Regions from separate parts of the Homo sapiens genome. Here region 2 is linked to region 1. Evidence: chromatin loops called from intact Hi-C (ENCODE). Cell type or tissue: Caco-2. All regions are shown on one strand. Each heading gives the region's core, and the rest is flanking DNA. Links, peaks and the distances in the headings are about the cores only. Region 1 has its middle 44 kb from the start of WSPAR. Region 2 overlaps FSTL4 (follistatin like 4).

Region 1 (2,921 bases), core at 251-2,750:
GTGTTCTCAACCTTTTGGGTTCTTGCCAATATGGTGGGTGAAAAATGATTCTTGTGTCTCTATTTAAGAGCTAAGAAACCATTCTGTTCCCAGGAGCCTCTCTAGCAGACTTGTTCTCCTGAGCAGTGTCTCCTTGGCCAGAATTTTGCTAGTCATCAGCAAAAGGAATGCAACTGCCCTAATTGGTTTAAGGTTAATCCAGCTTCACATCCTGTTGTGGGGCTGGGATACAGGCCAGCCTTCTTGCTGCATGGATGCCTGGACAGCACCAGGGTTCTGTTAGCAAGGGAGATGTGGTTTGTGGTTGTGTGTCTGTGACTGTATTCCTGCTCTACCCACCTGCTAGGGGCCTTGGCCTCCAACCTGTGCCTCCAAGGTCAGGCAAGGCTGCTCTTAGGTGTCCCCATTCTCATGTGGTCAATGCCACTTGGCTGCCTGTGATGAGAGAATGGTTTTTGGTTGTGGAAATAGCCTGTTTGATGATCAGATCTAAGATATTCGTTGTATAAACCAGGTAAGGGAAGAATCTAGGCTTTAGAACTGGGCAGACTGGGTTCAGATCCCCACTCTACCACTTATTAGCTATGTGACTGCTTAACCTCTCTATACCTCAATTTTCTCAGTAGTAAAACTGAGCCAGGAACTTCTATCTCAGTCCTCATCAGGAGACTGAGAGGTTTGTCTATAGCATGTCCAGCCCAGGGCCTGGCACATAGTGAGTACTCAGCAGGGGACCACCCTGACTCAGGTCTTCCACCTTCCAGAGGGCAGGGAGAATTCTACCAGCTCTGCCCTGGGTCATGAACTCATGGGGGATGGTGATGGGGAGGCTCAATTGTCCCTGTGTCCCCAGACTGAGCACATGGCCAAGCTCACAGAAGGAGCTCAGTCTCTTCTTGTTGAGTAAATAAGACAACAGCAATAAATTAGGGCAAAAGCAGCTGCTGCACATCCTAACAGCGTTCGGCATTCTCGGCCATATTGAGGGAGAATTTCCCCAGATACCAATCTGTATCGAATCATTTACACATGCCATGCCTGCTGATGACTCGCGCTGTTTATCTACAGCATCAGCTCCATATTGATTTATCAATGCCCATTTTGCACAAGGATCAATAGCTTAATTGTATCTCGGGCCAACATGGGGAATACAACCTGTTTGCGATGTAGAGAGCAGGCCTGAGTTGAGAGCTGCCAAAGCCTTTGTTTGCTCCTTGTGAGTCTTCCTGCACACAGTGCAGCTTTAATGGCCAGCATCCAAGTCCCGAGTGACCAGCCATCGTCACTGTGCTGGCCGAGGACCGTTACTTCACCCAGAGGTCAGGACCAGGAGGGACCTGGCAGCTGTGTTGGGTGTGTAAAGAGATCTGAGTGGATGAGGAAGAGGGCTTTGCCTGCTCATGGCCAGTCATCTGGTGGGAAGTGTTGGGGGTCTGTAGCTGACCTGGGCTTCTGTCTTGTGACTTATCCCATGGTGGATGTCACCCCATTTAGCTCTGCCTCCTTGGTCATTTCTCTTGCAGATTGAACATCTCGGAGCAGGGATGCGTTTTGTCTTGTCTGTTCCCCCAGGGTCTGCCACATACAGAGTAAGGGCTGGCTGAATGCTTGAGAATAAAACACACTGTTTTCTACTTTTTCTTGTGGCGATTTTATTAATAGCGGGTCTGCGAGAAGGTGGTGAGGCTCGGGCAGTAGGTGGCGCTCTGTCAAAAGTCTGAGATCCAAGCCCAGGCAGGAAAGCCCGTCGCACGCAAGGGCTTCGAGAATCTACCCAACTTCAAAATTAAACAGGAAATGATGATAAAGCGTTTCGTATTTTAAAAATCTTGACATGATATTGAAAAGCTTTATTTTATAAATGTTAGGGAATTTCGATCAATCAAGTAATATAATATCCATTTATTAAGTACCTACTAAGTGCCAGGTACGGTATTAATTAGCGTATTCATTCTGATGGAGCCTTCCTTTTTATGTAACATGTCACCCATCGCCCCCATCTAATATTTCTATATTACTTACCTTTGAGAGGAATACATTGATGAATTGCTCTATTAAAAGAGAATAAAGATATTTAAAGTCTTTAATGGGAGAGGAATCACAAAGGAGTTTTTAAGATTAACTTAGAATTGTATAGAACGTTCAGCACATTATGCTAATTTTTTTTTGGAAGTTGAACAGCTTAGAGGGGAAAAGAATCAGCCTGTTCCCATCTTGTTGCAGAAGCTGGGTAATCTATGTCTCATCAATGTTAACAAATATACCCCCTAATAGCATTTTGTGTTCTTAACAGTGAGAAATGCTTCCCTGGAAAATATTATTAGCACTTATGTTATCTTACAGATTACACTCTTGATCAACGAGGGTCCCAGTAAAAATATAATGGCAGATTGCAGCTGATGGGCTTTCTGTTTTTATGTTAGAGATGTCATTATTTTGCAAAGTTGAAAGTATTTGAAAATGCACACAGGCACATGCATGCATGTGCACACACACACACACACACACACACACACACGCATGCATACATACCCCCTCCCTTCCCCACCCCCTGCCCCACACCTACCAGAGCCCAAGTTGGCTAAGAGCGTGGGGCTGGGACGGGTTGTAGTTTGCAGGTCCCAGACAACTTCCCTTCCATGTTAAGAAAGTTGGGGGAGCAGGCAGAGCATGGAATGGAAATGGTGCTACCTTCCCCAGGATGGTACTGGCCCGGCTCTCACCCTGAGCTCTGCATACTTGCTCACTGGCCATCTTCCAAACTGGGCTGTTGGCTCCATGAGGACAGGGTGCAGCGTGTCTGGTTTCTGCTGTTCCCTCAGCACCCAGCACTGTGCCTGGCACACCTAAAGGCCTCAGTAACCCTGGATGAGCCGAGGTACTAATATTTAATGTACAGGACAAGTGATCAGAGAGGCGGG
Region 2 (2,921 bases), core at 96-2,595, 380 kb after region 1:
AATTTTTATTTTAGGTTCAGAGGTACATGTGCAGGTTTGTTATGTGGGTAAACTGCATGTTGCAGGGTTTTGGTGTACAGATAATTTTGTCACCCAGGTAAACAGCATAGTAAAGATAGTTGTTTTTCAGTCCTTACACTCCTTTCATCTGAACTCCACCCTCAAGTAGGCTCTGGTGTCTATTGTTCCTTTCTTTGTGTCCGTGTATACTCAATAAAAACTGGATATTTGAAAATGATGACTAATAAGATTAATCCATTCATTATATGTAAAACTCCACACCTAATACACATTCTTTGCATGCACAATACAAAAATTAGCCACATTCTTGGCCACAAAACAAGTTTTAACAAATACCAACTAATTGATAGGCCATATTCCTTAACTAATTTGCACCAAAATCATAAATTAATAAAAAGCCCACTACAAACCCATACACTTGGAAACTTAAAAACATATTTTGAAATAACTCAAGGATCAGAGAATAGGTCCTAACTGAAATCGCTGAAAGTTTAGAAGCAAGCAATAATGAATTCACTACATATTCAAGTATATAGGATGCTGCTAAAGCAATACTTGGAGGAAAAGTTATAGCCTTCAGTATAATTTTAGAAAATTAGAGCCAGTAGTTCATCTCAAACTTTAAAAATAATAAAGAAAAGAGCGTGCCTTAATAGAAAATAAAGAAGCAATAGTGAGGATCAAGAAAATCAAAATCTGGCCCCCTGGAAAAAAAAAAAAAACTTTTAAAATTGTCAAACTCTGACAAGACTGGCAGTAAACGCTTATGTGCCAGAGACTGTTCTATGTGAATTATGTTTTAATTCACTCAAAGGTCAAAATGACCTAAGAAGTAGATCAGTTTGTTATTAATTTCACCACACAGCTACTAGTACTCTGTGACACCTGAACAAAACACTTCTATTGTAGGACATTCCGGCATTTTTCATGGCACCCTGCAGATTTAAAAAAAAAAAAACAATGAGGCAAAGATGGGAGACTTATGAGGAAAATACATGTAAACCAGAGCAGGTAAAATTAAGTTTATAAAGGCAAGAAACTGATTTGACAAAGAGGAGAATGTCCTGTACTGAGAACCTGGAATGAGATGTTTCCTGGCAGTCAAGGTTAGCATAGAAACAGGTATTTCCTGGCAAAAGGAACGAGTTGTAGGAGATGATGTCACTGGTTGCAGTTGTAGGAGATGATGTCACTGGTTTCAGGCTGGAGGCTGGCTTTCAGGGCTAGAGGTAAGCCTTTGATCTCACTAATGTTCATGGGCATCTGTTCAAATGTCAGTGATAAGTGTCTCCTTGTCTTTTGTCACCACCTAGGGAGGGCATCAGGGCCCTACAGGTAGAGCCAAGGAGCTCTCTTGGTCAACATGGAGTGGAGAAGCTGGGGCTATTTTGGGGGTGACATACTATGTATCCATTGCTCAGACAGCTCAGTGTGCTGTCTATGTGCTAAAAGGGAACTTTCCTCCACCAGAACTGGCATTGGTCCCTGAGCCTGGCTCTTTGCATGTCTTCTTAAGAATATTTTGAGAGTCTTAGCCCCAAGTTCTCCTGAATGTTACAGGCGATATCTGCTAGCAGAACCTTCTAGATAGTACCTCAAAGGCATTCTAGCATTTCTCACTTGAAAAATGGAAGCCCCTGGGATAGACATGTGACAGAAAAAAAAGAAAAGAGAAATGGAGGCCCTCTGTGCTACTTTAGGTGGTGGCAATGGAAGTCACTTGCATATACTGCCACATGTGTAGGATTATTACATTATTTAGCTGACTGAGTTCTTCCTCGCCTCTCATGACACTTGGCCCCATCCCAACACTCAGTGCAATGAACATCTCTGAACAGGAACCAGGTTTCTGCAGTGGACTAGGCCAGGCAGATGCCCCACAGAAGGTTAGCCGAGAAACGGGTTCTCCAGAGGGTCTGCCCTATCACTTCAGAGGTCCAGAGTTTGGTATTTATCTTAAGAATTTTGGATGCTTCTGGGCCTGATTAGTAGTGGCACCCCGTGCCAGGATAGGACCCAGAGGAAGGAGGAGTCAACCATCTAATAGCATTGATTGTGCTCATTTAACCCCTGCTACCTGGCCCCTCTCAGTACCCCTACCCTCTGTCCAATGGGGGGTTGACAAGATGGCCTTTTGGATAGGTCCTACAGCAGGAGCTTTGGAGTTTTCAGGCTCTGTGAATCTCTCACGGGCAGTCTCCAGATGCCAGAGAGTAGGATTAGTTATCTAGAGGCAGTGGGAGGGGTGAGGGGCATCATGGGGCCCATGAGATTGGGGTGAGGGTGGCCCTCTGAAGCACTCATGGCTCATTTGCAGCCAACACCCCCATACCCACTCCCATCCCACAGAAGCTCTTACTACTATGTTTTCATTTTCCTCAAGAATAAAAATTGACAATGGTTTGGGAATTTACTTCCAAATCTACATTTTTAATAGCATATTTCTCATCTAGAGATAAACATGATTTCTACCCTACACATGAAAGGACATGTCCCGTCATCAATCTGTGTAGATTTCTTACCATAAAAAGAGAGCTTGGCTGGGTGCAGTGGCTCACGCCTGTAATCTCAGCACTTTGGGAGGCCGCGGTGGGCAGATCACTTGAGGTCAGGAGTTAGAAACCAGCCTGGCCAACATGGCGAAACCACATCTCTACCAAAATATAAAAATTAGCTGGATGTGGTGGTGGGTACCCGTAATTCCAGCTACTCAGGAGGCTGAGACATGAGAATCGCTTGAACCCAGCAGGCAGAGGTTGCAGTGAGCAGAGATTGTGCCACTGCACTCCAGCCTGGGCAACAGGGTGAGACTCCATCTCAAAAAAAGAGAGCTCGTCGCAAAGATTATCTTAGCTATCTTGGCTTTTCTTTTTTAAAATAATCCTAAACAATGCAGGATA

What was found. Hi-C counts contacts between places; a loop is a spot of excess contacts. Peaks named below come from ENCODE experiments on the same cell type or tissue, not always from the same donor. Only the 100,000 strongest peaks of a DNase experiment are listed, where the experiment ranks them.
Region 2: it touches region 1 in a loop (5-fold over the local background); 6 of 110 quality-filtered maps call a loop at or near these places.

Annotation. Positions count from the first base shown.
Region 1 is chr5:133,868,135-133,871,055 of GRCh38, reverse strand. No RefSeq gene overlaps it. Among named protein-coding and RNA genes, the nearest start is that of WSPAR, 44 kb to the left of the region's middle. In Caco-2, for the core only: CTCF peaks have their summits at 1,493 and 1,704 (motif pointing right); a DNase peak (open chromatin) is centred at 1,695; H3K27me3 peaks cover 197 bases.
Region 2 is chr5:133,488,192-133,491,112 of GRCh38, reverse strand. All of the region lies in intron 3 of FSTL4 (follistatin like 4), which reads left to right. Among named protein-coding and RNA genes, the nearest start is that of MIR1289-2, 62 kb to the right of the region's middle. In Caco-2, for the core only: a CTCF peak has its summit at 1,306; a DNase peak (open chromatin) is centred at 1,282.